Regions from separate parts of the Homo sapiens genome. Here region 2 is linked to region 1. Evidence: read pairs that join two places in POLR2A ChIA-PET (ENCODE). Cell type or tissue: A673. All regions are shown on one strand. Each heading gives the region's core, and the rest is flanking DNA. Links, peaks and the distances in the headings are about the cores only. Region 1 has its middle 45 kb from the start of BMP5. Region 2 overlaps HMGCLL1 (3-hydroxy-3-methylglutaryl-CoA lyase like 1).

Region 1 (16,326 bases), core at 5,468-10,467:
TTTTTAAATCACAAACCACTTTCACAAGAGGAGACTCTCAGAATTTCCACAACTCTTCTTTATTTTCATGCCTCTGAAAATTTCTACTCATACCTTAGTGTGGTCATATTATGGTTCCAATTCCTCCTAGAGAACCTCTAATGCATCCCTTCAAGTCCTTCAGTATCCTGAACTCAGCAGCCCCTGCCTTGGCATTTTTCTAGCACAAGGAAAAAGAACACTGGGGGAGGGAGGATACGTATGGGAGGTTTTGTGGCCCAGGCCTGAAAGTGATGCAAGTCACTTCCACTCATATTCTAGAATTGAGCCACAAGGCACACACAACTGCAAGAGAAATTAGGAAATGTGATGTCCTTTGACACAGGGACAAAGGAAGCTTTTACTACCCTAATCATGACTTTCAACTAATAGTGGTCAGGCACATTATAATTTAATCATCTTGGATAAAACATAATGTAGGTCACAGAAATATTAACCTAATTTTCTATCTATACTGATTTTGCTGAGGTAAAAGAAAATTCTCTTTTTATAAATCAGAGACTATTTTTAAAAATGTCAGTTAGAATGGTGATCATTAAAAAGTCTGGAAACAACAGATGCTGGCGAGGATGTGGAGAAATAGGAATGCTTTTACACTATTGGTGGGAGTGTAAATTAGTTCAACCATTGTGGAAGACAGTGTGATGATTCCTCAGGGATCTAGAACCAGAAATACCATTTGACCCAGCAATTCCATTACTGGGTATATACCCAGTGGATTATAAATCATTCTACTATAAAGACACATGCACACATACGTTTATTGCAGCACTATTTACAATAGCAAAGACTTGGAACCAACCCAAATGCCCATCAATGATAGGCTGGATAAAGAAAATGTGGCACATATACACCATGGAATACTATGCAGCCATAAAAAAGGATGAGTTCATGTCCTTTGCAGGGACATGGATGAAGCTGGAAACCATCATCCTCAGCAAACTAATACAGGAACAGAAAACCAAACACCGCATGTTCTCATTCATAAGTGGGAGTTGAACAATGAGAACACATGGACACAGGGAGGGGAACATCACACACCAGGGCCTGTCAGGGGATGGGGGTGGGGAAAGGGGAGTGAGAGCATTAGGACAAATACAGAGCTTAAAACCTAGATGATGGGTTGATAGGTGCAGCAAACCACCATGGCACATGCACACCTACGTAATAAAAGCACGTTCAGCACATGTATCCCAGAACTTAAAGTAAAATAAAAAAAAGCATAAAAATGTCTCCAATGTTATAAAATTTGCATTTGACTCAATTTTCACTTTCTACAGCTCACTTTGCTGAATAAAATGATTTTCCTCTGAAGCTGGGTTGGATAATAATATGAATGACAAAATATACCAAATTATCTCTTGCTCCCTACCTTGAACCTCTTTTCCTAGACTAAATTGGTATATTTCCATTATCTCCTAAAGTTTTCTTTCCTATTAAAGGAATGTAGTTACTCTACACATTTTCACCTTCTGTTTCCTTTTCCTCATTCTGTTCAGAAGACGTGAATTATTGAACTGACTGGTAAATTTGGGAAGGAGTAACCTGGGCACACTCAGTTCAGCTCCTCTCACTTCCCTCTTCGGGAGCAAGTGTCCCTGCAAGAGGACCCATTCATTTTGAGCTTCCCCTTCTCCCAAATTGGGGTTATATATTACACATGGAGTGATAAAGCTTTGTCATAGAACCAATATTTGGAGTCTGGAACTTCAATATATAAACAAGGCTTTTAAAACATTGGTGGTTATAGAGCATTTATTACTGCTAAGTCATGGGCAAAAGGCTTTGAATCCTAGGTAGCACACAGTTTTACTTTGGTTGGTGTCTGTAGATTAGTGGATTTTTATAGCAATGGGATTTTTCAAGCTTAAGAAAAGTCAAGGAGTCATTGAAAGTGCAACAGGAAAGCAACCAGGCTTTTGTGGGTACAAACTAGAATACCTATACAAAAGGGAATCCTTACAAGTCTTTGAGGCATGGTGCATTGAAGAAAATTTGCTTTCTTTAAACTGGAAAGACCCTAACACTTGTAAAGCTCTACTTGCAAATATCCTTAATGCAATGATTAAACAGGCAGTGCTAGGTCAAATGTCCCAAATTTAATTAAGAGTCAGGGAGAAAATTTGGAGACATAAACCCTGAATTCATATGGCTTGTTCACAGACTTAAGAAAAATGTAATTATTGCAGGTTGACGTGCAGGCATTGGCTTCACCAAGAGGAACCAGGCCTAAGAATTGTATGCAGTTCCAAAGTGGAGGAAGAATTGTATGCAGTTTGGAGAACACATGGGCGGGGTACTAAAACTCATGAGGACCCTGTACACAGTCCAGGGTATAAGCATCAATAATAACGTCAGTTCACATATCTGCTGAGGTTGATTCTCCAGTTGAAACAAAGGTAGGGCAATGACTATATTCTTTAATTGTCAAGCTTTCAGGCCTAGGAAAATTCCTAACAAGAAGTAGGAGCATTATCCTTGTGGGTTCCAAATGGCAATTATCCTTTTCTCAACCCTAAATTCAGTCTTTTTACAGTTATGTGACTGTGTAGCTACTCTACTCAAGAGAAGCTCACATTTAAAAATCATTTAATATAAAATGAAACAAACTACCATGATTGAGAGTAAGCAAAAACAATAATTAAGATCCTCAAAGGCTTAATAATCTAAAATGACTATTTATAAATTTTTTTGAAGAAATAAAGATACACTAGAAAAACATGCCGAGAAAAAAGATGATAAAATAGCCAGCAGAATTCAAAAAGAATCAAGGAAAGCATCTAGAAATCAATAATGAAATGTTGAAGCTGAAGAATTAATAGGTTGAATAACATATGAGGCACAGGTAGGAAATAACTAATAAACTAGAAGTTACATTCATTAATTCAATAAATATTCACTGAGCACCTGCTATGTGCATGTTTTAGTCCTTTGGAATATATCAGTGAACAAATCCGTTAGGGAATTTGCAGTCTTATGGGAAGTGAAAGACAAAAGACAGGAGAAATAGATATAATGTATAATATTTTTAAAGGTAGAAAATTCTATAAAAAGAAAAAAATAGGTATGTGTAAAAAGTATTAGGTATAAAAAAGTAAAAAGGAAGAAGAATTTTAAATAGGATTAACAGGGTATCATTGAAAGGGTAATAATTTGAGCAAACATTTGAAGGAATTGAGGGGGTTGATCTAAGAACAGGGCCCTAGAATATGGCAGAATAGTGCCATATGCCCACTAATCCATTAAAATTTCCCCATCAGCACACAGGAAGAATACTTTCCCAGACCTCTTGTATCTAGGTAAAACTGTGTGAGTAATTCTGACTAATGGAATGAGTGTAGGAGAAATTGAGTCATACATAGCGTGTTCTCTGATCACAATGCAATTTAGTTTAAATCCAAGAAGCAAAAAGCAAAATTCAAAATGCATGAGTTTGGAAATTAAAACACCTTATAAGTAGCTCATGGGAAATTCTAATAGAAATCTAAAAATATTTTGAACTGAATGATAATGACAAAAGAAACAGCATCGAGAGTTCTAAAGCACATGTGAAACTTTGATATATTCACAAATGTGACATTTCGAAGCAGTAGGGTAAGTAGGAGTTCTGGGATTATTTGTATACAGATGGAAAAACAAATAAAATTAGATCCCTGCCTACAACATACTAAAATATCATATCCAGGTTACTTAAATACTTAAATTTGACACAAAAACCTTAAACTTTTAGAATAAGGTGTAGGAAAACATCTTTCTGGCCTGAGAATAGAAAAGGATTTCCTAAAGACGATACAAAAATTGCTAATCATAAAGAAAATTATTGATATATCTTGATTTATTAAAATTAAAAATTCCTCATGACATAATATAAGACAAATAAACCACTAACTGGGAAATGATATTTTTCATACATATTGATAATAAATTATTAGTATCTGGAACATATAAAATGGTGCTACAAATCAATAAGAAAAAACAAATGAATAGAAACCTGGGCTAAAGACAGATATTTCATCAAATGCAAAATATGTAAGACTAAGAAACACATAAAAATATGTATAAGCTGCTCACTAGTCAGAGAAATTAAAATTAATACCACAATAAAAGGTCATTTTTCACGAACTCTTGGTTCTTGTGTTTACTAAGCGGTAGAAGAACTGTTGCAAAGTAAGATGATATATTCCTTCATACTTTTTGTCTAGTAGTTATTGTTTTATGAAGCCAATTAAATAATAAGATTAAACATTGATTTTTTTCATTTATTTATTTAACAAATATTTATTGAATGTCTACTATGTGCCAGGAACGCTGCTAACAATGTACCATTTTGTAACACAAATCATTTATTTGTAGAAATATGATGCTTTACAGAAATATCCCTAAACATTGTCATATTTATTTATTTATTTTAAACTTTAAGTTCAGGGGTACAAGTTCAGGTTTGTTTTACAGGTAAACTTGTGTCATGGGGGTTTGTTGTACAGATTATTTTGTCACCCAGGTATTAAGCCTAGTAACCGTTAGTTATTTTTTCATATCCTCTCCCTCGTCCCACCCTCTACCCTTCACCCTCCAATAGGCCCCAGTGTGTGGTGTTCCCCTCCATGTGTCCATGTGTTCTTATTATTTAGCTCTCAATTTTAAGTGAGAACATGTGGTATTTGGTTTTCTGTTTCTGCATTGGTTTGCTAAGGATAATGGCCTCCAGCTCCATTCATCTTCCTGCAAAAGACATGATCTCATTCTTTTTTTATAGATGCATAGTATTCCATGGTGTATATGTACCACATTTTCTTTATCCAGTCTATCATTGATGGGCATTTAGGTTGATTCTATGTTGTTTTTATTGTGAATAGTGCTGCAATGAACATACGTGTGCATGTGTCTTTATAATAGAACAACGTATATTCTTTTGTGTATATACCCAGTAATGGGATTGCTGGGTGGAATGGAATTTTTGTTTTTAGGTCTTTGAGGAATTGCTACATTGTCTTCCACAATGGTTGAACTAATTTACACCTTCACCAATAGTGTGTAAGTATTCCTTTTTCTCCACAACCTTGCCAGCATTGGTTATTTTTTGACTTTTAAGTGATAGACATTCTGACTGGTGTGAGATGGTATCTCATTGTGGTTTTGATTTGCATTTCTCTAATAATCAGTGATGCTGAGCTTTTTTTTCATTTGATTTTTGGCTGCATGTGTGAAAAGTGTCTGGTCATGTTTTTTGCCCACTTTTTAAAGGGCTTGTTTGTTTTTATTTGTCATTGTCATATTAAAAGTCACTTTATTGGTTTACATTTATTGTATTATCAAATATGTTTCCAGAATAGTTGTATCAGCTTATAATTTTACCAATAGTAGATGATGTCAGCACTGAATATTACTATTAAATGTATTTACTCTATGTAGGGAAAGGATATTGATTTTTAAAAAGAAGAAATACGCATCATCATTAACAAAGTAAAAAAATCACAGTCTCACTTGTATGTAAAGAAATGTAAATTGCGAATTAAGCAGCAGCATATTTTGTTTATTAGTTTGGCAAAGATTAAAGGATGAAACCAAGTGTTGGCATGAGTGGAGAGATATGAAGAACCACAGACATAGCTCTTAGGAGCAAATATTGGCACAGTCTTTCTAGAGGAAAATGGTTTCAAAAGGTTTAATGGGTGAAGTCTTTGACTCAGAAATTTCATTTTAAAGAATTTTTCCCTTAGGAAATTAATTATACAGATGCACAAAAATGTCATGTAGAAAACTATTCCTTGATGAATCCTTTGCTACAGAAACAAATTGTAAACAGAACATCAAGAAAAAGTTTGTTTAAATAAATTTTGTTATTTTTATAGTGTGGGATGATAAACAGCTATTAACAATAATTGTGTGGATATTTATTAACATGAAAAGATATTCATGGAACAGTAAGTGAAATAAGCAAGTTTTAGAACAATATATATTATATGTATTTCAAATGCTTATACAAATTTACATATGTATGTACATGTGAAACATGAGAATGCAGATACAGGAAAATATAAACAGTGAATATCCCTGGATGTTGGAATTTTAAGTGATATTATATAATTTTTTTTCTTTGGGGCATTTTTATTTTTAATCTTTCTTTTATTAGCTGAACATATATTAGGTGTATAATAATTTTTACAGAACCCAACTTTATTTGAATGGCAAAATGGTGACATCATTAACTTATATTATTTGAATCCTCTTGAAGTTGAATTTTGCCCAGTACTTATTTCCTTGTTTTTCTTTTGTGATTTGTATTCTCACATTTTTTTTTACAAATTTTTTATTAGTAGTTTTTTTCTTTCTTGTAGAATTTAGAGGTCTTTATATATTTACAGCAATACAACTTGGTTTCTTATTACAATCAAATTTAAATTTCATCATCTGACCAGATGTGCATACATAGCAATACAAATCTAACTTTGTGTAAGTCTTCATAATGTAGAAAGCATTTTCTTGCACTTATCACAAACAGCCCACAACAACTAATCCAAACCATCACAGCCCAACTCAAGTCAAAAGTGCCGTTCCCTGTTCTCACAGTCATCAGGTAACCTGACTTATTTCTTCAGAGACTGAAACTCTTTCAAATTCCTTCCTATCCCACTTCTGTGCCCTCCCCACTCACAGTCACATAGACATTTATCTATGTCTATATATATGTCCCTATCTCCATCACATGCACTTTGGTGGAGAGAATTGCCCTTCCACCTGTGTCCTGGATCCCATTCCCTGCCATCTCTTTAGTGAACTTCAATCCATTGGTAATCACCCTAGTTCTTCTGTATGCTCCTCTTTGTTGCTTTTCTTTTCTTTGTATATAAGCAAGTTAAATTTCCATCTGACTAAAATAAAAACAAAACAAACCCACTCCCCAGTGCAAAACCCAAGTCCCTCCTTGAGGTTTCCTAACACAGCTAGTGACACAAAAGATTTATGATCCTGTTGTGCTCCAAGCATTTATTGAGCACTCAAAAAGAGTCTGGTACTACACCAGTTTCTAGAGCTACATAGATGAATAAGTTACACACCTTTGAGGACTTTACCATTGTCCTTTGTGTACTTAGGGCTTTGGGTGCGATTGACAGAATTCTTTTTTTTTTTTTTTTTTTTTTGGGACGGAGTCTCGCTCTGTCTACCCAGGCTGGAGTGCAGTGGCGCGATCTCGGCTTACTGCAAGCTCCGCCTCCTGGGTTCACGCCATTCTCCTGCCTCAGCCTCCTGAGTAGCTGGGACTACAGGCGTCCGCCACCATGCCCGGCTAATTTTTTGTATTTTTAGTAGAGACGGGGTTTCACTGTGTTAGCCAGGATGGTCTCGATTTCCTGACCTCGTGATCCGCCCGCCTCTGGCCTCCCAAAGTGCTGGGATTACAGGCGTGAACTACCGCGCCCGGCCGACATAACTCTTACAGTGGAGATTCATTCGGGTATGAACAGCTGTGAATTCTACAAGGAAATCCTTGAATAAAGGAGGAAATGACTAATTAATTAAGTGAAGATACTAGACCTTGTTCAAATATGCAGAGGGGAACTATGGATGTCAGTTGGCTAACAAATGCCATTGCTGCTTTTTCCTTCTCCATCAAGATTCTGAAAAGAATATGATTGTCACATCCATGGAGAGCCAACTTCTTCTCTTTTTACTTCGATAAAGGCACAACAGACAGTTTTCTATATTTTTTGTCTTTCTTGGCCTCTCTGAGACATCTGATATTTGACTATCTCTCTCTTTCCTAAAACCCTTTCTCCCTCCAATTTAAGGTTGCAATGATGCCCACTGCACCCCCACCCCCAACGCTGCTTTTTTCCCGACCTCATTTATGAACTTCTTGTCCTCAGTCTTTGTGTCCTGATCTTTTTTCATATTTTTCCTGGCCTATTTTTGTCTTCATCTACAACTTCTACTCCCATATGTATTTTAATAGTATTTAGTGAGGAATGGATTTATAATTGCTTTAATCCACCGGAAATCCTAAGCAAACTGAGTAAAGGAGAACTTGTATCATTTCCAGTATCTAATGTCCAGTAAGCACTAGAAAAATCCTGAACTCGACCTGGATTTCCTACCCCAAATCTCATCCAGATATTTCCATGCAATTCGTCCAAAAATAATTCTGGAACCATCCTATTCCTCCATGCACTAGGATGTTACATCAGGAATATTTGAATGGGTGCTTTCATCCTCCTCCAATGACTCTTTGTTTCCTTTTAATGTGATTTTAAAAAATTACCTGTAGGAATAAAACTTCCCCTGGATGCTATGATAATTCAAGGATACAATTCTTAATGTAAGTGAGAGTAACTTAAAACAATGCAATGTGCAACATAAGGTAACAATTTTTTTTTTAGAATAAGCTTATATAGTTCAATGGTACAAGAAAACTTATGCATGTATATACAGTCATGCACCACATAAGGATTTTTTGTTCAACAATGAACTGCATATAAGATGGTGGTCCCATAAGATTACAAAACCATTTTTCATGGTATGTTTTCCATGTTTAGCTATGTTTAGGCACACAAGTACTTACCATTGTGTTGCTGTTCCCTATATTATTCAATACAGTAACATGCTGTACAGGTTTGTAACCTAGGAGCAATGTAGCGTAGGTGTGGAATAGGCTAAACCATCCAGGTTTGTGTGAGTACACAATGATGAGATTGCCTAAGCATGACGCATCTCTCAGAACATATCTACTTTGTTAAGCGACACATAACTGCACACACACACACACACACACACACATACAGGTATACAGATGTATATCTTTTGCAGAATGCTTTAGAGACATCACATAGCAGAGTACAGGAAAGGGCAGGTTGCTACAGCCTTGACAGTGTGTTTCAGCTGGTCCATGTGCTGCAGGTCCTATGTCTGTGTAACAGACAAATTGTCTGCTCAGTTTACTACCGTGCCCTGCTCTTCTGATTTCTTTCTGGTTTGCTAAGGAATCTCCATGGAGCCCATGACTACCGCATGTGTGCAAAGGGAGGAACAGCCTTTTTTCCCCAATGCCCTGTCCAGGCACTCAGGTTATCTGGGCAGGGAGGGGCTGAGGAACTTCTGATTCTGTGTCTCTTGCAGAAAGGTTGACGGAGAGATGAGGCCAGCTTTCGTCAAGTGGGCACAGCCAGTAGGGTTCTATTAGGGTCTTCCTGGTGGAGGACCCTGACTCTGATCTTCTTGTCTGCCTGCCAGACAAACCTGGGCACATTTGAACCATATCAAATTGGCTTTGTATTAGGTGTGCGGTGTGCGTGTATGTGTGTGAATTTCATTCTTTGGGAATATAACTTGATATACTTAAGTGCAATATATAAACATTCAATTACTTTAGGCCTCTAACTTTTAAATACATTTCCAGGAAAGCAAACACATGTAAATAGAGGACTTTCTGTACATGCATATAATGAAATGCCTTGAAAGAATATAATAAAAATGTAACAGTTTGTTTCTAAGCATTATGCATGCTTATTATTGTCTCTGTTTTGGTCTTTATAGTTTTCCAAATTTTAAAAATAATCATCAAATATTACCTACGTATTTCCTATCCCACTTCTGTGCCCTCCCCACTCGTAGTCACATAGGAAACATATCATGACTAAGAAACTTTAGTCTTTTTGTGTTAGGATCAGTGGCCTCTAATTTGCAATACTTAGCAATTAATTGATAGTTTAGTGTAGATAATTATTATTAGGATTTGATTTTTAACCCTCACTAAGAATTGTTTTTCTGATCTTTAAATGGTCATTTTACTAAATTTTTGCAGGATTTGTTTTAAAAATAAAAATTTTATAGGCAAATACTTTGGGTATTGCTCAATCAGAACACTTTATTCCATCAAATTCTCAAGCTTTTGACCAAAGAATGAAATCATGATGAGATCACTCAAAAGGCAACCTGGCACTTTAGAAACCATTCCACACACTATTTAAGAAAGACTATTATCTATGCCAATGAAATTACGATGACTAATAGTTTTAACATTTATATTATTATGATGCATTAAAGTCCCTGTCTAATTATATCAGCGTCTCAGCATGATATATAAATCTATTTTGTCAGAGGATGTATTACCTTCATTTACCAGAATGAAAAAATATAGATAAAATTTAAATGATTCACCCAAGGACATATGTTATTTTAAACACCGGGAAATGGGACTCTAATCTCTAACATCTAATTAAGTGCTCTATTTATTAGCATATATTCCTATTAAGCATGTGATTTTCATTAAATAATCTTATAGAATTAATTTATTTGAAATAGGCTTGTGATGAGTAATCAGAACTTGACTTTCCTTGTACCTGTTAGTTTGGATTCTGAAAATTACTCAGGTCTTTATAAAGGAGAAGAGATAGGATATGGAGAGATATCATATACTAAGGAATACATCTGAAAATGTTTGAAATAAAAATTTTGTGATAAGAATCTTTCTTCCAAATTTTAATTATATTTAAATTGATGACTCAAATTTTGAAGCAAGGGAGAAGTATCATGTGGAGAAGCTTTATAAATGTTAAACATTTGCTTCTGATTTGAGCAACATTCTGTCAGTGTTGCAGCTTTCTTTCTTACGATATCTTTGTTCTATTTTGTTTTAGTCCGTTGAAGCCAGGAAAAAAGTGAAAAAGAGAACATTTTAATATTTTTAAAATCTGGGTGAAGTTTGAGATACATGAAGGGCTTACTTTATTATTTGTTTTTAGTTGCTTTGTTCACTTTTAGTTTTAATAAAATGTGAAACAAGACAAAACTCTCTGGGGTATAAGCCTGTTTATTTTATTGTGCTCTGTTTAGTTATTCAAGGGAAAAAAAGTTACAGAAGAGTAATCGTTGCCATCTGTTGTATTTGAGTAAAATCTAGCCCAAAAGTCAAAAAAGTCATGGCAACAACTTATAAAAACAACTGCAATAATATCAACTCACTATGGTTACTGGTGAAACTTTATTTTTCTCCCAAATGAAGTAAATTTCCTCAGAGGATTATTTTAACATTTGATTTATATCATTATTAAATTTGCCTCCAAAATCATCAAAATCTCTAATAACACTTCTATTTAACTCTGCCTGATAGGAGATTAGCAGATTTTCCTGTCACTCTGACTCAAACCTCATCAAAACTCCCTCTTTGGAGAGTGTTATTTTTAAGAACTTCTCAGGATATAATTTTAAGGAGCAATGTATGTGTGGGTGTGTAGGTGTATACATTTTCCCATAGTATTAAATGGCTACTGTTACTGGCAAATATGAAGTGCATGCAAATTTGGTGAAGTATAGGGTTTTTATTGTGACTTAAAACATTGTTCATATAATGGTATTGCCTTAGGCCATATTTTTGTCATGTTTTCCTTTAGAAATTGTAGTTGTAAAATATTATGTTGTCTTTAAGATAGACATATTTTATACCAGACTGCTCTCTCTAGAGAAAATAAAGGTATAATATGGCATCACTTGGCTTCTTTTGAAATCAGCAGAATATTGAAAGACACTCATTGGAATTGCCTATGTATTTACTCACTTTGATATTTGAAAAGGGAACTCCAATTGCCTCTACCAAAGGAAAAATGACCTACTACATCCATATATAAACACTTAAAAATTGCAGATTTAACCCCTTCTAAATGTTTTTTAAAACATAATCAGAGTTATTGTAGACATTCAAAAATATAGCATATTTTAGAGAAATTAGCATAAAACTTACCATGAAGTGGGATTTAATTTTTTTCTCTACTTTTATTTCGAGTGAAGTAACTACACAAAGTGAAAAATTAATTTAAATTATTGATACTAAATTTTCATTTGAATGTAAAATTACTATGTCTACTTTTAATATCTACAAAAAGCCTTGTGATTCATAAATAAGAAAAAACGTTTGAAAGTACTTGGGTGTTTTTCAGGAGAATATTTTTATGTATACCTATTATTGTAAATTATACATTAGTGAAATTTGAATTAATTTGATTTACAATGTTCGCAGGGTTTGTGTATGTACGTATGTGTTTTGTAGTGAAGAAAAATATGTAGAAGAAAAGTGCACTCATTTATCTAACACATATATTGTTCACTTATGTATGAGGCAATGTGCTAGGTGTTGTGTGGGATTCATAAATTAGCTTTAAGAAGTTTACAGTCCAGATCACGTAAGGAAAATAACATGTATACATATCTTTGCATACCTATAAGTAAATATAGAATCATATTTTTAATAACGAACATTATTTCTATTATAGTCCCCATCACGAAAACTATTTTTCAGCTATTTCTAGGAGTCCATAGATGGTGCTCATAGATGTTTAGAGTAAGGTGATTTAGCCACAGTAGCCATGTGCCATTTTTTCTTTTTCCTCTGAAACAATTTGATTATGCATGCTCAAAAATCCTGGTAGGTGACTCATCTGGGCTACTAGTTGTTATCAAAAGCTTTAATTTTGTGCCTCCCACTTGTTGTCTCTTTTCATTCTCATAGGCCCCATGGGAATTTTTATCCTGTGCCTCCAAACTTATAAGTAGCAAAGTGATTGATAACCACAGGGTTTATCTGAGTCTGCCAAACTTGCTGTTGGACCAACTACTGAAAATGTGGTGTCAAAGAGACGTTGTAGCTGAAACTGCTAGCTGTGTGAAGACCCTTTGTGAGCTGGGAAAGCTGGTGGTCTTCAGGCTCTATAGCTATGGTATGCAACCTCAAATATGGAAAATTGTTTCTACTTTTATGGTGTGTATACCAATAATATTCAGAATTTTAGTGAAGCAGTCATTTATTGTTGCTTGCCAATAGTAGCTCCCTATCTCCCTGGGATTTAGACATAAATAAATCCTCAGGAATAGGAAAGGAAAACTGTATCAAAATCACCTGGACCCTCTGATAATGAGAGCATTGCTATTGAACCAGTTTTGTTTTTCTATATGTATTTATCTTTGGTTAATTTCTTTCCAAGTGCTTATTGTCTTCTTGCAGATATGTTACTTGTGCACACCTAACCTGTGCACACCTAACCTGTGCACTTGTGCACACCTAACCTGTCCTGCCAACCTGATGGAACTTGTCTACATTTTAAAGTGAGACCACTTTGTACATACCTGGGCCCCCTATGAGAGTTCGCAGACAAGGAGGTATACGGCTTAAGAAAAAAAAAATTTGTCTAAGAAGATTTCATAACAATGTAATATTTGAGCTGATATTTAAGAGAATTGAGGAGAGAACACGACCAGATATGCAGAAATTAAAAAAAAAATTAAAGTTGTAAATGGGTGCCAACAAAGCCAGTTGTGTAGCAAATTTTAAGCAGAAAAGGTTTAAATTAAAGGCCTACAAAATGTGTGGAGGGCTAAAGGAGGGGATCCCATCCTGGCCCTCCAGGGAAAATTTCCAGAGCATGAGATAATTGATTCACCAAAATTTCCTCATGCTTCCGTATGGTTGCTATGGGCACTACTAAGTTTAAGACTCGAAGGGAGCTGATTTCCTAGGATTAGAAAGCTGTACCTGCCAGTACTCAGGAACCTGAAGAGGGGACAGTGGAATGATTTGCAGGAACATCTCACATCCGACAACTTTGCCTCCTAGCAGAGGAAGTTGACCTCAGGCTCACTTGTCCCATTATAAATATTGTGAGATACATCTAACTGTTGGTATTGTGTTTGTATTCAGAATCGTGCCTGAAAGATAGATATGGAAAAATTATACCATGAAATAAATATATTTACATACAGTTAAATAATAATATATAACAGTTATATATAATTTAATAATATATTATTAATAATATAATATATAATATATAATTTATATAATATATAGTAATATTTACACCATGAAAATTGACAAATAATACACATCAGACCCCCCACCACCACTAAGAGCCAGCCGATTTTTAAACATTTATTAGTACATCCCTGGTACATTGACTCAATCCATATTATCTTCCATATTTTGCACAGTATATATAATATGTAAATAAAATATACAATACAATTAGAATATTATAAGATTAGAATTTTGATGAATTATTTGGTGTTGACAAATATGAAGCTATTCCTTTTGTAAATTTTTGTAAATAATCTTATGAATGAAGGCACTGGACTTAAGCCACTCTGCTGTGATATATTAAGGAACCAATATATATACATGTTTATTATAAATATACATGTTTATATATAAATATACATGTTTATAAATATATGTAAACATGTAAATATATGTTCCTATTAAAAAATACCACATTTATTAACAACCTATGTCTCTGTCTTGACCCAGTTTTACAGTTTGAAGCTGGCACGAAATAAATATTGTATACATGGAATATGATGCAGCAACTAATTTTTTCTACCATCCAAACATCACTGATAGTATCTTAAGTTGAAATTTAAAACATCATTAATGGTGAGGCAGTTTATTTGCATGAAAATAAACATCAGTTTACATTACAATGAAAATTCTAATATTAGCTTTAAAAGAACTTGTATGTAAGCTAGGAGAAAGGATTTCAATTAGCCTTTGACTTTATAATTAGTTAATAATAATTAAATGCATTTTCATTTGAGCCAAAATAATCTTTTTTTTTTCTCTTAAATTTCAAAATGTTCTTGAGTGCCTCATGGAAATAAACTGAAGAAAAGTTAAAACGGCTTGGTTGTTTTCATATAACCAAGGTTAGGCCTTGTATGGAAAGGACATTCTATCCTCTTATAAACTGCAATTAAGGGCACTGAGGAGATAAAACTTTTAAGAATGGAATTAACTGTGTCATGTAGAAATAATGACAGAAAGCATCTGTCATCACGTGAGCTCTTGATATTTATTGAGCACTTAGAAAGAGTCTGACACTGTACTTGACCCTAGAGATGAAAAAGTCACATAATTTTGAGCAGTTTACAGTTGTCCTTTTGTATTTTTTGGGTCCTAAAATTGATTGACACAACCAATGAAATTGGAGCTTCTCTCAGGTAAGGGCAACTTCTGTGAATTTTGAGGAAAATGTTTGAATGAAAGGAATCATGGATAATTACTCAAGTAAAGAATGAGGATAATCTCAACTCTGCAGGAGAGAACACTGGCTGTCAGTTAGTTGTAAGGTCAGCCTACCTGATGGGACTGTAAACAACTCAAGCACAGCTGTCTGTCCTGCTGAGTGCAGGGTGGTGAGCTGATCCTGTGAGAAGGGGCTTACCCCTGAAAACTTTGTAACAGGAAGTAAAGTGAGCCCTGTAAGAGGAGAGTCTATAGCCAAGGTCTGTACTTGACTTTGGGGAAGTTACCTCCCTTGTCTCTGTGAAATCAGGGAGTCTTGCCTGTCAACTATTACTAAATATTTGCTTGGCTCATTTTTGTTAGCATCATGACAAATGGGAGAGAGTCAGCTTGTTTAGATGGGCTGATATCCCACATTTTCTGAGTAAGGACTTGAGCCAAGGAGGGCTGATATACTTAAAAATAACCAATTCCTAGTGACATTGGCTTCTTTGATGCTAGTGTTACAAGGATACACAAACCAGTGTTAGCCACATGAAATCCCTGAAAAGTTAGCGTTACTTTCCTTCTTTTTATTTTTATTGATTGATTGATTGATTGAGATGGGGATTTTGCTCTGTCACTCCAGCTGGAGTGCAGTGGTGCGATCAAGGCTCACTGCGGCCTGGACTTCCTAGGTTCAAGTGATCCTCCTGCTCAGCCTCCCAAGTACCTCTGGGACTACAGGCATGTGCCACCATGTCCAGTTTTTTTTTTTTTTTTTTTTCAGAAATAGGGTCTCACTCTGTTTCCCAGGCTGATCTGGAACCCCTGGTCTCAAGTGATCCGCCCGCCTTGACCTCTCAAAATGCTGGGATTATAGGTGTGAGATACTGTGCCTGACCACTTCCCTGATTTTTAAAATGTTTAGTTGAAAAAATCTATTTGAGGGACTGTCAGATAAAATGATTACCTAAACACTGACTTCTAGTTCCTCCTCTTATATTCTCATCTGTAATGACAAAAATAATAGAATGAGGGGAAAATACTGTAAATTTGCCATAACATTTCAGGAATTTGTGCGTGATGGTATAGATTGATGAGAACTCTGAGAGCCAAATTTGAAATTTTCCCTTTTGGTGAAGTAGGTTAGCACAGAGAATTCTGGAAGACTTCCACAGAAGGCAAGAGCACCACTGGGAGAGGAGAAACCTTCCACTTGGATTCATTTTCACTGTTGTAATTTCAGACATTTAAAATAACCTGCATCCAAGGATCCAAGGGCCCCAGATACCTGACAGTAA
Region 2 (16,326 bases), core at 5,414-10,413, 400 kb after region 1:
ATTCTGATGCACACAATCTTTAGTAGTGACTAAGATGAAGATATAGAAAAGATAAGATATGGATGATATAGAAGGTAGAAGATATGGAAGATGTGTTTATCAAGGAGGTATTAGAGAACATGCTTTGCAGTCAGATAGACTTGGGTCCCTGCCCAGCTTTTGCACTCACTAACTGGGTGACCTTTATTTCTAATATCACTATCTAGTTCTGTTGATGTTAGACTTCAACAAGGTTGGGAATCAACAAGGTTGGGAATCAGCAAGGTTGGCTTGAGGGAGGCCAAACCAGTGAACTCTAGGCCCTCTGCTCCTACTTCAATAAGGAAAGCCTAATTTTATTTTTATTCAGAGGTGAATCCCCATTTTATGGGCCTGAAGTGATTGCAATTTAGAAAGGAGTCTCTTATTAGGTTGTTAAAAATTTGTAAAAGGATACCACATAAAGAATTAAATACCCATAGGTTTAACATGTAACTCAGCATAAAGTAAATGTGCTTTTACCATTATTACCATCATTATTAACAATAAAATAGTAGAAGAATTAGTGGGAAAAAAATCACAATTCAAAGTGGATTGAATTCAAAGTGAATTCGAATTAGAATAAAGGGCTAAAACCAAGGGAGATAAATGTCAATTCAATTCAACAATCATTTATTAAATCTTATTTCATGCAAAGTATTTAAAGAGCTAATGATTTAATAATGGAAAGTGATGCATGAATCAAAAATTATACAAAATTTGATAAGAGCAATGATAGATAATACAAAGCAAGTTAGGAAGTATAGAGACATCTAAGTCAAGTTGGTTATTGAGAATGTCATGTAAGAGGAATTTTTGAGTTGAATATTGGAAAAATGAAATCAATTAACTAGATAAAAAAGGGAAAAAGATTTTTAGGCAGAAGGAATAATGTAAAGGATCAGAGACCTGAAATAGTGGGCATAATGCTGCAGACATTTTGCTATCATCAAAGGCAAGCTGGGAGCACTTCAATAAGAGTGAGGTGAGCTGTTAAGAAAAAATAGGGGTCTGGAGTCCTCCAGACCTTCAAAGGCTTAGCTGCAAATTATTCTGGAATCTCAGTAGTAAGAAGATGATAACGAAGTTCCAGCTGGGGGTAAGGATAACCTTAATATAAGGCTTTCCTTGGTTGTATATTGGTCATGGATGTCAGATCCAAGGTGACATCCATTTCTTAGAGTCCAATAAGTTGGGATTAGTGTGACCTGACCACAGTACTCTGGACCATAATAATGCTCATTGTAAAGCACAGCAAAAAAAATCTGTTTTGTAGGGTCTATGTGGGTTACACAGGAATCTACTCCAAAACTTCTACTCCTCACCGCAGGGAGGAGTTGCAGACTTTTCTAAACCATGCATATAAAGCAGCAGAGGAAATTACTGAATGTGCAGATTTCCAGTTTACAGTCTCAGAGATTTTTGGTTCATTGGGGCCAATACAGAATATAGAAATAAGCATTTTAAAAGTCGTCCCAGATCATTCTGACCTAGGCAGTCCTCAGGCCAGTATTTGGAAGCACAGCTCTAAGCACACTGGACCCTTCAGTAAATGACACATACTGAGTCGGTTCCACTTGGTGGAAGTGGGTTTTCTAAGAGAGTTCCAGCTTTGAGTCTCAGTAACTCTGGCTTAGTTAACAAGATAAAGGGCCTTAATTATTTCAGTTAGATGTAATTAAAATAAAATTTGGAGCCCCATGCTATCCTTTCATATACGAAAGCATGCTCAAAATGTCAAAATAATTAAGTCATTCCAATCTTCACTCATGCTTCATTTAGAATATTTGAAGGGACCTAATTTCATATCCTACCATAGGACTTTAAAAATCCCCCTTTTCAAATATCTTATACCCTAACTCTGTTTTAGAGCCTAAACATTTAGAGGATCTCTAAGTGATCCTTTTTTTCATTATGCCTCTAAGGCCCTCTAGAATTCTTTTTTTAGTTTTCTGATTCCATATCCCGGTGGGTGTCGCATAGACCAGCATAGACCAAGTCTGTGGATTGAAGTAAGGGAAAGATTTATGCTAACAGTGGCAGAGCTGTCTTTGAATGATGATGAGGTCATGGAAGTTGCTGGGGTCAGGAAGAGCCTTTAAATACTATTCCTCAATTTTTACTCTGTTTGATCATTTTTTGTACTTCTATAACAGATAATATTAATTACTATTACTATTACTATTAATTAATAGTAATAGTAATTAGTATTAATTACACTACTCAAAAACCCATGCTGTTACAGTTTATTCCTCTTTTCCTTTTCTTGGTTATTTTACTTCCTATTCAGTGCCTCAGAAAGTGCTGTAAAGTTTAGCCTTGTTGCATCTGTCAAGGTCCCTCATCACAAACACTGGAACCAGGAAATATGAAATTTTCCAAGGGACAATCATTAGATATGCCTCAGGTTCTTTTGTCTTCAAGGATCGCGTTTCTGGCAAAATGCAAAGTTTGAGCCAGTCTCTGGGATCATTCAGTTTGAGAGTCATTTACCACTATCTATGCCCTATTACTTCAAGTGAAGCAACTGTTTGTGCTCTTGCTAATTGATATGTCTGGATGGTTTAGGGCCACCTGTCTGTCTCTGGGTGAGATCTGCAAATCACTAGGAGATATATGGCCAACCACTTGTAGGGAACTTTAGATACTGAATACATCAATTTGGAGGATCCCGTTTTTTTTTTTTTTTTAAAGACTATAAATGCCAAATACAACATTATATAGGAAAATAAATATTAATTTTAAATGAGAAAAAAGAACTTATGAAATTTTAAAATTTTAAAAGTTAACACATATTACAAATATCTCAAAATTCAGAAAAATAAAATTTTAGTTTTAAAAATTTAAGTGAGCATCTGAGGTTAATTCATAATACGCTTTTTCTCTTATTTTGTGACTATACATTCTTTGTTCGTCTCTTTCTAAGGTCAACACTATGATGTTTTCTATGGAGAGTGTAGACAGATAATTCAGTCTTTTCTCTAGCACTGTCAATAAAACTTTATTTATAGGTTAGAAAAATCTTTCAGTTTAATAATTCATTATTAGTAATGTGTTAAGATGTAATCTAATACTTTGATATATGTAAATTTGTACGCAGATATAGTCTTTATTTTAGAAGAACTACTACAGTTTTGCACACTTCACACGGAGGAATTTTGATATATTCTATTTTTGTAATTTTATGCAATTAAAAATAGAAACATGCACAGTATAATTGTTATATGGAATATATTTTTGATAGATGAAAATTTCCATTTGATTTCACATGGATGAAAACAGATTCATTTCCTTACAACAGTATGTATATAATGTTTGGAAGAATTTTGCACAAACTAGCCTCTGGTTGTATACATTTTGAATTTTGTTTCTCCTTAACTATTTACATACTTCTGGTGCCAGTTAGTGTAGGACATTAACATGGTGAATATGCACTCTTGCTCTACTCTACAGTGAGTTGTAATATGAGGTAAAATTGTGTACTATATCTTATATGATATACTGGGTTTTATATATTTTCAGTGTATGAGAATATTTACACCAACATTCTGAAAGAGTGCAGCAATTGTGAGCTCTCCCAATTGGCAGAGTCTGGCCTGGATTTGTACATAAAAAAATATAATATAGCAACCTAAGGAATTAAATGGTATTCCAATCGCCATGTGTTACTTGAAGACCATTGCAGGAGAACCGCTGTATACATCACAGCAATACTTTGTATAACTCCCCTTTTTTCTTCTCATCTCACACCGTTTCACTGCTATAGAGCAGTCAAAGCAATTTGCCAGTAAAGCTTACCTTTCAAATCCCAGGCTGTCCTTCCCGAATATCATGACTGTTTAGATTATTTAGATTTTCTGGCTATGCCTTCCTTGTTTACCTAGGACTTCTCAGCTAGCTTCTTACCTAGTACACTATTACAAAGCATAAAATCTCTCTTGTTAGAGGGCAAGGTAGGGAAACAATTTGAGCCCTTTATCAGATAGGTGGAGTGGAGACAGGACAATGGCTGAGACTCACTTACTGGTGATGCTTGACTCAGTCATATCAACTTGACCAGGTCAGGGAAAAGGGTACAAAATATAGAGTCCTATATTTAGGTTACAAGATCTAGTTCTAAGAGAGGTGGTCAAGTTATATAATTTTGTAGATATCATTGTAAAGATACCACTGTAAAAATATCTTTGTATTTTTTTCTCACATGAATTTTAGATCCTCCTCTGAACTCTTCTGTCACTTAACAACAGTGCTAACTTAAACTTTTAATATTTCCACCCCATCACACAGTTAAATTTTCTCATCTTCAGCAGAGCTACAAAAACACACTGAATAATTTCTATGGTAATACAGAACCACCCAAAACATTCTCCTCTTCTGTAGTTTGCAAACTTATAGTGGACTAATCTCTCATTAAGTTAAAATAGTAAACATAGAAATGACATGTATCATAAATGGGTATGAGAGAATTACATATAAAAAGTGTATTACAAATGCAGCTCTGGAATTTAGAGACCTGTACATGGAGTAGCTTTGTAACTGCATTTGTTCAGGGCCGGTGCAGCGGGGAGTTAATCACTGATTAAAATCTAAATGAATAGGAGTCAACTCTTGTCAAAAAATGAATAGGAACTCTCAGTTCCTTATGTACTTCCATTTAAAGTAAATATTTATTTCACTTTATTGAACATCCCACATTGCATGTTATCAGTTGGAACTGAGTAAACTTTACTCAGTGAAAGTTCTATTTTCTCTAACTGTCATTTTGAAGAGAAGTAAAGGGTGATAGGTATTTTTACCTTTAATTTTGTGGGACTTGAAAATGAAAGAATTGTATACTTTGAAAAATGTTAAAAATTAATTCCTATAAAAAATTTCACCCTATAACTTTTTGGAGTATTTTAATAAACAGTATCCTTTAAGTTTAGGGTTATTAAATGTTTTTCTTTTACAATACACTAAAAAGTAATAATTTATCATACAAATATATGAGTATATATAAATAATATATCAATAATATACCAATCTCAGCCTTTATAATATTGAAGAGCATCAGGCCTTTCCCTGGATTAGGCTTTGGCTTAGGGGAATGTTGTGGCTGGTTTGATCTTCTGCCTAGACCACTCAAACTTTCTCCGTTTCAGCAATAAGGCTGTTTCACTTATTATCTGTGTGTAAACCAGAGTAGCACTTTTAATTCCCTTCTGACTTTTTCTTTGCATTTAAAACTTTTCTAACTGTTTGGCATAAGAGGCCTGGTTTATCACCTATCGGGGCTTTCAACATTCCTTTCTCACTAAACTTAATCATTTTAGCTTTTGATTTAAAGTGAGAGATATGTGAGTCTTCCTTTCACTTGAACATTACAGGCCATTTTAAGGTTGTTAATAGGCTTAATTTCAATATTGTTGTGTCTCAGGGAATGGGGAGGCCTAAGGAGACGGAGAGAGGTGGGGAATGCCCAATTGATAGATCAGTTGAACACACACAACCTTTACTTATTAAATTTGCCATCTTATATGGTGTGGTTCATGGTGCCACAAAATAATGACAATAGTAAAATCAAAGATCAGTGATCACAGATCACCATAACAGATATAATAATAATGAAAAAGTTTTAAGTATTGTGAGAATTACCAAAATGTGACACAGAGATACAAAGTGAGCACATTCTGTTGGAAAAATGATGCCAATAGATCTTGATCAACTCAGAGCTCCCACAAGCCTTCAATTTGTAAAAAACACAGTACCTGTGAAATACAATAAAGCACAGCTGAATAAAGCTAGGTCTGCTGTAGCCTATTTACAAAAAAACAGTTGAAACTTCCAATATGATTCTCTTTCAGAAGTTTTTGAGAAACTCTTTCATTGTTTATCACTGCATTCTCATATGCATTATCTTGAAATTCCACTAATCTCAGGGAATTTGGGTGAGCTGATGACACTAACAACACTTAAACTGTATTTTAGCCATTGCCATTGTCTGGGGAACATATTGAAAGCCTAAATATTTGGAACACATTATAGTATTCAGGTAATTACAACATGATAGGATATCTAAATGTGTATAGTGTGAACTATCCCAGTTTAATTACGTCATGATAAGAGTTAGTAGCAAATAAAATCTCTAAGCTTGTTAGGCTATAATCTTCATGATGCTTTGCATATCTTGAAAACTCTTGCAGAATGTTACGCAAATATTGTGATGATTTGGATCTATATCAAAATGTGCATGCTTAAAACAATTCTTAACCATGGTAGGCCTATTTTTTTTTTTTGGCTAGAGATATACAGATATTGCCATTTCCAGACTGTGTGCTGGTGATGGCAAAACTTGTTACTAACCAAATCATGAGGATTTTTATCATTTTAAATTTAAAAAATCACTGCAACGTCTGAAAAAAGTTTGTTAAATAAAACCAGATGTAGAAAGGCTTTCTTAAAATGTCAAAACAGTAATGTAAATGAATTGTTAGTTTCATTGTTTAAATTATAAACTTTAGACATTAAAACAATATTAAGATTGAAGTATAACATAAACTCCCCAAGAGAAAAAAAAATTAAAGCAAGGACTTTGTACCTTGAATTGGAACCTGCCCTTTTTTATTCATTGGAATAAAATGATACTCTATCAGGATTTCCTAAAACTCTTTACTTACTTGCCTTTACTGACTAAATTAAGACAGAATACTATTATTTCTTGAATGGCCTCATTATATTGTGAGCACTTTTAAAAATGTAAAAGTAGTGATTTTTTTGGATTCTACTTTCTGTATTTATCATAATTTTATTAAGATACCTTCAGTGATTATCAATTTTTAGTTTTCATGATCTGGGAACTTCATTATCATCCCTGTTCATTTTCCTTTTTTTTCTTTTATTTATTTATTTATTTATTTATTTATTTATTATTATACTTTAAGATCTGGGGTACATGTGCAGAATATGCAGTTTGTTACACAGGTATACATGTGCCATGATGGTTTGCTGCACCCATCAACCCGTCATCTACATTAGCTATTTCTCCTAATGCTATCCCTCCCCCCGCCCCCCACCCCCTGACAGGCCCCGATGTGTGATGTTCCCCTCCCTGTGTCCATGTGTTCTCATTGTTCAGCTCCCACTTATGAGTGAGAACATGTGGTGTTTGGTTTTCTTGATCTATTGATTGAAACATCTATTTAAAAAAATTATTGTTTGCTTCATTATATAAGCTTGTTCCCACTGTCTCAAGATTTTTGTTAAATTATGTGCAGAATGAATTAAATATAGGCCAAGATTATCTATATTTATTGTAGATTAAAATTTGTTTATTTGCCCATTATTCCGTTTTATGATATACTGCCAATCTCTATCCAAATCTGTATTTGGTTAGGAACATGATCTTTATTAACTTTTGTTATCATGAGAATACATATGTCTCTAATAAATACTTATACATACTATGTTTACTTAGGCTTAAGCATTAATAATATTGATTAACATTATTCTTTAGTGTTGTTTTACATTTTATTACAATATCCTAAAACTTTGCTTTTCTTTCTGCTTATTATCGGAAATAAGTTTGCTTATTTTCTTTTTGTAATTTGTGTGTGCATGCACATTTGTGTGTGCATGTTAGAAAAACAGAGACAGAGACAGAGAGTACTCACACTCTAAATAGCATCAAGCACAAAAGCTAAATTCATGGATATGCAATCAAAAACTGTGTAAATATGTACAAACTATTTACAAAGGAAGGCTATAAAATGGTGAGAATTACAATTTTGAGTAAAGTGCTCCTCTGTGTTATTAGCCACTGTGTCCTCTTCATTTTTCTTTAGTTCTATTCCCAGTACCATTTTTTTTCTACCACAGAACTTGTCACAAGATGGATTCTCACAATTACCTGAGAGTTGGCCTCTCCTATCTAGACTATCCTTTGCACCTCCCCTAAATTAATTGTTCTATAATACTACATTTAGTCCAGTCTTCTCCTTTCTCAACACCCATTCTCCATGGCTTTCTATTGCCTTCAGCATAAATCAGAATCTTTATACTAACGTGAACCTAACTCAAAGACACATCACAGTGTGTGATTTCCTCTTCATTTATAAGCTTATCCCCAATTGTTCACTACTAATCTTCTCTAGCCAAATAATATGTTACCACTTACGCAACCGTCCGTCTTTCTTTTCCAACCCTATTGGTTTTTCAGTGTTGCAGCTTTTATAGCTGTAAAATGAATTACCTGAGAACTTAGTGGCATAAGTAAACATTTACTATGCTCACTAATTCTGTGGGCCAGGATTTGAACAGGACATGGGGGACAGGTTGTGTCTGGTCTTCAGTGTCTAGGGCCTCAGCTGGATGACTCAAATGCTGGAGGCAAAAGTCATCTGGAGGCTACTTCAATCACAAATTTAGGGGGTGACACTGACTATTGGCTGGGGGCCTCAGTTCCTCTTCACATGGGTTCTCCAAGAGGGTCTCCTTATGTGGCCTCTTTGCGTAGGCTAATTTGGGCTTTCTTACAGGATGTTGGCTGATTTCCCCACAGTGGCTTTCCCCAAAAGAGAAAGCCATATGGAAGCTGTATCCTTTTTTGTAACCTGGCTTCAGAAGTCATATAGTATGATTTCCACTACATTCTAATAGTTGGAGGAATCACAGTCTACCCAGCTTCAAGGAAAAGAGTAAATAAAGTTTACCTCTTTGTGAAAAGTGGTGAGATCCTGGAAGAACATACAGGACCAGAAATATTGGTGTGGCCATTTTTTGTTGGAACAATGCCACAGTGAAGGACTGCAGCTTGTATCCCATGTGCTCTTTCAAACTCTCCCAGACTTTTATAGGCCATACCAACCTTTATTCATTCTGAACTCTTATAATCTGTGATCTCATTTACAACCAGTATATTTCTTTGAATTGTTAACATTCCATGTGTATCTGTTTTGTCTCCCCAACTATACTACTAACTACTTCAGCACAATAACCTCATTTTCCCCCAGGAAAGTAAGGTCTGTATTTTTATTTTCCACAGGACCTAGCATAGAGCTTTGGACATAGTAGGGGCTCAATAAACAGCTAGATTAAAGTCAGATAGATTTAGAATGAAATGAGAGATATCACTTTTATGCATTGTAAATGAATGTGGTAGATACTGTTTGGAGAAGACGGGAATTGGTGAGGCAGGGGATAGTGGATACAATAGTATAGAATTAAGTGAGAAAAGATCACCTGGTAAACACAAATAAATGTGTTTATGAATGAAACACGAAAGCTTAAATGTAATAAGTCATGATGGCAGTCAAAGGAAGGTACTTCTTTGCATCTTAGGTATTTAATTTCAAATTTATATGTATTTAAAAACTCATATAAGTAATGCAGATTATACTAATTGAAAGCATTAAATTTAACTCTGCTGGCATTTGAGAGTTGACAAGATGAATGTATCAATAAGAGTAAATATTGTAACATGTATTTTTATATTTAATATTATAATATTTTTCAAATGTATTTAACTATGTTTTAAAAAGCATTTTTTGTTTGGATTTATTTGCTTTTAATTTTTTAAATTCAAAAATAATGCATTCTGATGATAGCAAACCAAGTTATATAAAGAAAACCCAATAGCCCTTTTTCTGCATTTCTATATTGAGGATTCCAGTTTTGGTTTGGCATATTTTCACAGCTTTTTGCATGTTCATTTTGTATACTTTCCACTGCTTATATACTATTCTTCATATTTATTGTTCATGCCACAATTTATTATTTTTAAATATGTAAGGCTCATGGTTATGTCAATGGTAATTTCTCTGTGTGATGATTATGGGATCTGATTAATAGTTATTGTTTTAAGAAGCTAATTCTTAGACTTTGTGGCAAACTGGTAAATTTGATATTTTAATTCAAAGTTGAGTTTTTTAGAGATACAGAAAACAAAGTGTTGACAGGGTAGGTTAAATTTTTCAGGTGAAAACTCTACTGTATTAATTTGTTCACATATGAAAACGTGGTAATACTATGATAGTGTTACATAAAGCTTTATAACTATTACTAACTAAAGCACCAATGCTCACCAAATAGCATTCTGGGATCTCAGCCTTGTTAAACTGTTCTAAAGAATATGTGTAATTTACATTTTCCTAAACATTGTAAAATTTCATACACTGAAAATTATTTGGACATAAAATTTTCATGTGTATGGTAAATGAATAGCATATTGCCTTTCCAACTTTCCCCAGTCTCAGGAGTATTTCAGCCTTGGACCATGAAATGAAAGGAAGGGAATAAAGATTGGTTAAGTGAAAATAATAAAGTTCCGAATTCCTATCTGTAATAACTCATTTTACAAGATCCCATTCTGTAAAACAGTTAAACTTATCTCTACTTATTATAAGTCTATGAGACTGAGAACTACTTTCCTTTACATTCACTGGCATTTTTTTTTATTTCAGATATTAATTTAAAGACTCTAACTGTCCATGTAACTATAACCTACCTGAAACTAAAATGATTCTCGGTAACATATTCGAAGTTACACATTTACATATAACTATTATGTATTTAAGATGGCTGATCACACTGAAGTAATGAAAGGCATTCATCAATATCCAGGAGTTCGCTATCCTGTCCTTACTCCTAATCTTCAGGGTTTTCACCATGCTGTAAGTGTGCTACTAATATCTCTAAAATTGATAGGCCTCTTATCGTTTTAAAGATATTTACAAAGTTAAAATTGTGTCATATGTAACTCATCTGTAATACAAATACTATGCTAATGTACTAACATGAAGACATAGAGCTCCAAGTCCTCACAGCATTGTTGGGGACTAAAGTGGTCTATATACCTGGCTCTTCCAGCTTCACCGTTCAAAAATCAAAACACAAAAGTAAAATTCTGCATTTTTTTGTGAAATTTCTTAGAAGTATATTTTGTGCTTCTTCTTAAATAAGTAATATAGAATACTATTTAAGCATTTTTCAATGCAATTTTTATAGTTATTAATATTGTTGAATTTGGTAATTATTTTTGTCAACCTTTGTTGATCAGCTTTTTGTGTCTGTTATTTTCTCCCTCTGGGTGAAAAGCTAATTGTCATTTTATCTGGCTCTAGTTACTTTCCCTATTTATCTTCTGATTTGTTTCTTTTGATCCTCTGTGATTTAGAAATTTATATAATTTAAATAAAGCTTTAATAATTATACATATGAGACTATCCTCTTCAATTTTAAGGTGTTATCCGTATATGGGCTTATTGCATAGGTTTTGCAGCAGCTATTTCTGGTATTAATGAATATTAATGAAAAATATTCATTATATGAAACTATATTATGTAAAGTTGAGATTGTGGGGTATTAATCGTATAATGTATTTTGTTAGAACCATTTATTTTTCTCTTGGGTTTGATTTGATAAAATTTTTATTGCGTTGTTTAAAAAGTCATTTAAAAATTATAAATATTGGTGTCATCTAGTAATCCTAACAAAGTAAAGAATGTATCTTACCTTGAAGAAGATACTGAAAGGACACTCTCATGTTAACTCAGAGGGGCAAGCACTGGAGTGGAACTAATCTTGACTTTGGAGCAATTCTGTGCTCAAAACGTGACTCCAGAACTTTTACTCCCTGTGTGATATCATGCTAAGGATTTACCTTTTTTGCGCTATAGCTGTTTCATCTGTAAAATTGGCATAACAACACTTAGTTTACACAGTTGTTTGTAGATGACAAAAAGCACATCCATAGTACTAAAAACAGTACAGACAAATAGTAGATGTTCACTAATAGAGTTTTTATTTTAGAAATTGAAAATTTATTTTGGATAGAGGCATAAAAGCCAATATTTTTTAAATGTTTGAGGAAAGATGAAAAGATAGCTTTTAAGTTTTTCTCCCCCCATGTATTTTTTTTTTTTTTTCTGAGATGGAGCTTTGCTCTGTCGCCAGGCTGGAGTGCAGTGGCGTGATCTTGATTCACTGCAACCTCCGCCTCCCAGGTTCAAGCGATTCTCCTGCCTCAGCCTCCCAAGTAGCTGGGACTACAGATGTACACCACCACACCCAGCTAATTTTTGCATTTTTAGTAGAGACGGGGTTTCACCATGTTGGCCAGGATGGTCTTGATCTCTTGACCTTGTGATCTGCCTACCTTGAGTTCCCAAAGTGCTGGGATTACAGGCGTGAGCCACCGCACCTGACCTCCCCCCCATGTGTTAATGGGGGATTAGCAAGAGGGGAGAACGTAGGCAAAGTGCTAGAAATACATTAACAGAAGGTCTTAAACATCCAGCTGAATGACTGAGAGGCTTGATATTTGAAAACAAGTCACTGGAGAGCCTGGAAGAAGGAATAAAGTTGACAAAAAGTGCAAAAAGGAAATTGATTAGATTAATATTTTGCATTTAAAGACTGACAAAAAGATCAAAGCATTAGGTACACACGAGTATGGCTGTAGAAGTCAGGATACAAAAAAATAAAAGCTAGGTTAGGAGACCAAAGAAAAACTGGGGGCAAAATCTAAATGATGAATTGGAAAAATATTTTTCTGTTGGATTGTAGGAAGAGAAGATAAACAAAGTAGTTAGTATCTTCCATTTTAATAATTGGTTTGGAAATATTTTTTCATGGAGGATAAGGGTTTTATTGGGGTGCTAGTATTTTCCATAATTAGGCTTACAGTATTTCTGAAGATAATACATAATTTTTAAAAGGCATAATTAAATAGAACATCCTCATTGTGTTTTTGTGCCTCACAGACTTATGAATATTGCAGTTTGTGGATTATTCTGTTATTACAAAATATTTTTACATTTCGAAAGAATATATGTGGCAAGATGAGAGGAATCCAATTTTAAATTCTAAGGCAAATATTAAAGAATACATGTATGCCTTCATAGAGTAGTTAATCTTTATTCTACCACTGTCATTCACATTTTTGAAGTTATTAGATTTGGCTTTAAATTATATATTTTTCAGGTTGCTGCTGGAGCTACTGAGATATCAGTTTTTGGAGCTGCATCTGAATCCTTTAGCAAGAAGAATATTAACTGTTCCATTGAAGAAAGTATGGGAAAATTTGAGGAGGTTGTTAAGTCTGCAAGACACATGAATATTCCAGCACGAGGGTACTTATGAAATCCCACAAATTCTGTTTTGTTAATGTTTATTGTTAAAGCTTACTCAAAAATTATCTAGAGATTCTTATATCATTTATAAAAATATACATAGAATATCATATTTCTATTTTGTTTAATCAGGGTAATCACTATATAGTTACATCTCATTAACATCACTGCTGATTATTAGTGAGTATCTAGCTTGTGGAATGTGTCATGCAGTTGAAATCAGAGGAACTAGCATGCAAATCTGGCATTATTAACTATTTTATTAACACTCTAGCACCCAAATGCAGCCCTCTTATCTCAGCCTACATGTGCTGATAAGTTGGTATAAACTCACAACAGCTTTTGGAAAAGAATCACCTAATGTGGTTTTCAAATTTTTTTTAAAACATGACTTTTTCTTCAAAGAGTATTTTATGTAGAACTTCAATAGAATACAGCAGATATAAAATTGAGCTGCTCTGGGAAATCATTTTATCCATTCTTTCTCCCCCTCAATGGCTGACTTTTCTACTTCCTCTGGGTGATCCCAAATCACCTCCATAGTATCTTGCAGAACACTGTTTAAAAATACTTGATAAATTGCTTATAGAAGATAAATATAAACTTTCAGTTCTCTACTATTTTCTATTATATGTGATTTCTATAAATTTAGGAGTATCAGAGATATCAATCCCTTTCTCCTCGCCTTGCCTTTTTCTTGTGGAAACTTATCAGCTGTTCATTCTAAGAGATGTTGATTACAGGACATGGAAAATAAAAACTGACCCAAGATCCACAAACCTAATTTTCTCTCTCAGGAGTTTAGAAATGGTATACCAAACATGGTTACTTGTATTGAAAGATTATGTGATTTTGTCACTGAGTTCACTATTTTGGGGTTCCTAGGATGGAGCCACATGCAAACCAGTGACAGGACAGAGTAGTAGAAAGCAGAAATGGAAAAAGGAGGCTCCTAGCGGTGATGAGAGGTATGGGGGAGGGAGGAGAGGGAAAAATCTGCCTTGGTGCTTGTCTGCTTCCAGGACCAATAGTTGCCTCAAGTATTATAACCAGGCCTATGGGTTGTGAAACCTATAATGCATTTTTGTGTGTGTTTGTTTCTTAAGGAAGAATTTGTTTCTAAGACATTAGCTACTTTTTCTATTAATTTTATAAATATGGAGATATGATGAACACACATCGTAACAAGTTAAAGTGCATAGCGATTGGTAATAGAAGGTTGAAAGCTGGGGATGGATTTGGGTGCAGGCTGTACTTCCCTTAGTTGAGGTGAGCAAAGTTCATGGTAGCGGGAAAGATTCAACAGTTAATGAGAAAGATAAGTGAGTCAATTGTGACTGAAAATATTAGTGAAATGATTGGAATTTCAATCAAGGTGTTTTGGGGGAACAATTAGAGTTAGACTATACCTAGTAAAATATTTTGTTAGTTTGTTTTCTATTTATATTTTTCCTGTCCTCCATAGTAAGTCTACATGAGTTTCTAAAATTTGAAATTACTTTTGTAATTAAGATAGATGCATATCATGTAAGGACTATATGAGAAAAATTTAAAATCCAAGGCAATGTACTTCCAAAGACATAAAATAAAGGATATTTATTTTTCAGGCAAAAGTTACAAAACCACAATCAAAAAGGAGAGATATACTATTGGTTTCTCAATTCGAATATAAATAAGTTGTCTCAATTTTCTTTAAAATAAAGAGAAAGATGAAGACCCTATTCTACTTCAATATGTGTTTAAAGTGTGGAGTATAAGCTTTAAAGTAATTCTCATTGGAAAGTTAAAAAGTATGTGACTATAAGAAGTAAATTGCTTATGTAGCTTGCTCTTCAAATAGGAAGGGTTTTTTTAGTGTTGAAAGATGGATGCAAATATAAGTTGTAGGAAGTAACCTTTTATTATCTTAGCTTTCTGTTGTAAAATGGAATAGTTAATGTAACTGGGCTAATAAAAATCTTAAACCCTCTTAATACTCATTGTTTGACAAATAATATTGCCTCATCAGAAAAATGAAAACTTCTAATCGTGCTGTGGCTTAAGTTTTCCAGGCTTTGATGAACAAGAAGTGACCCACAGTAAAGCAAAATGAGTAGAGTATAGTGGAGACTTTACTGTAGAATTATAGACAAATGTATGTTTTCCAGTGTGGATTTTGTTCCTTTGGAGTACAACTCCTGAATTTTCTGAAACACTCTCATTTTCAGAAATATGCCTTTCAGTATTAGAGTTCAGCAGCTATTTGTGTAGTTGAAAATATCTTATTCCTCCCAACAATTTATATAAAGTTTAAATAAGATTTTATTTTTACTGGCAATCTGATTTTAGGTATTCACCATTGTAAGTCATAAGCCATTAGTACCTATTTAAGGAAAGGAGCCATGCTCAACTAGTTGAAACTGCAGTAGATGCTTCAGCATGTCTTGCATGGTAACAGCTGCATCAACATATACTTGATAATCATCCAGAAAATTTATGTCGTCAGTTGTCAGCTTTAAAGGCCATAGCAGTACACATTTTATAAAAGCACACTAAAACTATTAAAATTTTTATAAAATAGTAAACATTCATATAGTCCAAATAGTAGCTTTTATTACAGTTATGAAGGCTATTGTTAAATTCCCCCCACACACTCACTGAAACACACACACAACACATGCATGTGTACACATTTTTAACACACGCTCAGAACTGTACATAACGTCTGGGACACATTGTGAAGAGATACCATGCCAAATCAGTGACAAAATGCAGAGTCAGCAAACTACTGGTTATATGCGAATGCAAAATGAAATATCCGCAGTTTGGATTTTATTTTTTAATGTGCAGTTCATGTGACTTTTTTTAAATCTAGATAATTTTTCTATTAACTGTCTAAATTGTAAAAGGTTAAGAGGGCAAAGAAAAATAAAAGCCAATGACAAATGTGATTATTTTCCTTTTATCAATGGTATTTATTGAAAGAAATATCTATTGGCTTGCCAGGATCCTTTTAAAATTGAAATTCTTCAAGATATGAAGTAGTACTTTAATATATAAGACATTCAGAATTTATTATTTTTGTCTAAAGTGATTATCAGCTTCTCTTTATTGAAATGACATTAATCACATGCTCACTCTTTGTGAGAGTATTAATTTAAAAAGGAAATTCTTAGTAAGTTGCCATTATTAATTTCATGGTTAAAATGATTATAAATAGAAA

Evidence for each region. ChIA-PET counts read pairs that join two places held together with the same protein. Peaks named below come from ENCODE experiments on the same cell type or tissue, not always from the same donor. Only the 100,000 strongest peaks of a DNase experiment are listed, where the experiment ranks them.
Region 2: POLR2A ChIA-PET joins it to region 1 with 11 read pairs; 1 of 35 experiments calls an interaction of 5 or more read pairs at or near these places.

Annotation. Positions count from the first base shown.
Region 1 is chr6:55,912,526-55,928,851 of GRCh38, reverse strand. No RefSeq gene overlaps it. Among named protein-coding and RNA genes, the nearest start is that of BMP5, 45 kb to the right of the region's middle. In A673, for the core only: no CTCF peak of the experiment used is centred there; DNase peaks (open chromatin) are centred at 7,531 and 10,021; H3K4me3 peaks cover 91 bases.
Region 2 is chr6:55,510,846-55,527,171 of GRCh38, reverse strand. It overlaps HMGCLL1 (3-hydroxy-3-methylglutaryl-CoA lyase like 1), which reads left to right. Exons shown (of 9, transcript NM_001042406.2): 4 at 10,569-10,664; 5 at 12,976-13,124. Among named protein-coding and RNA genes, the nearest start is that of HMGCLL1, 60 kb to the left of the region's middle. In A673, for the core only: no CTCF peak of the experiment used is centred there; a DNase peak (open chromatin) is centred at 8,121.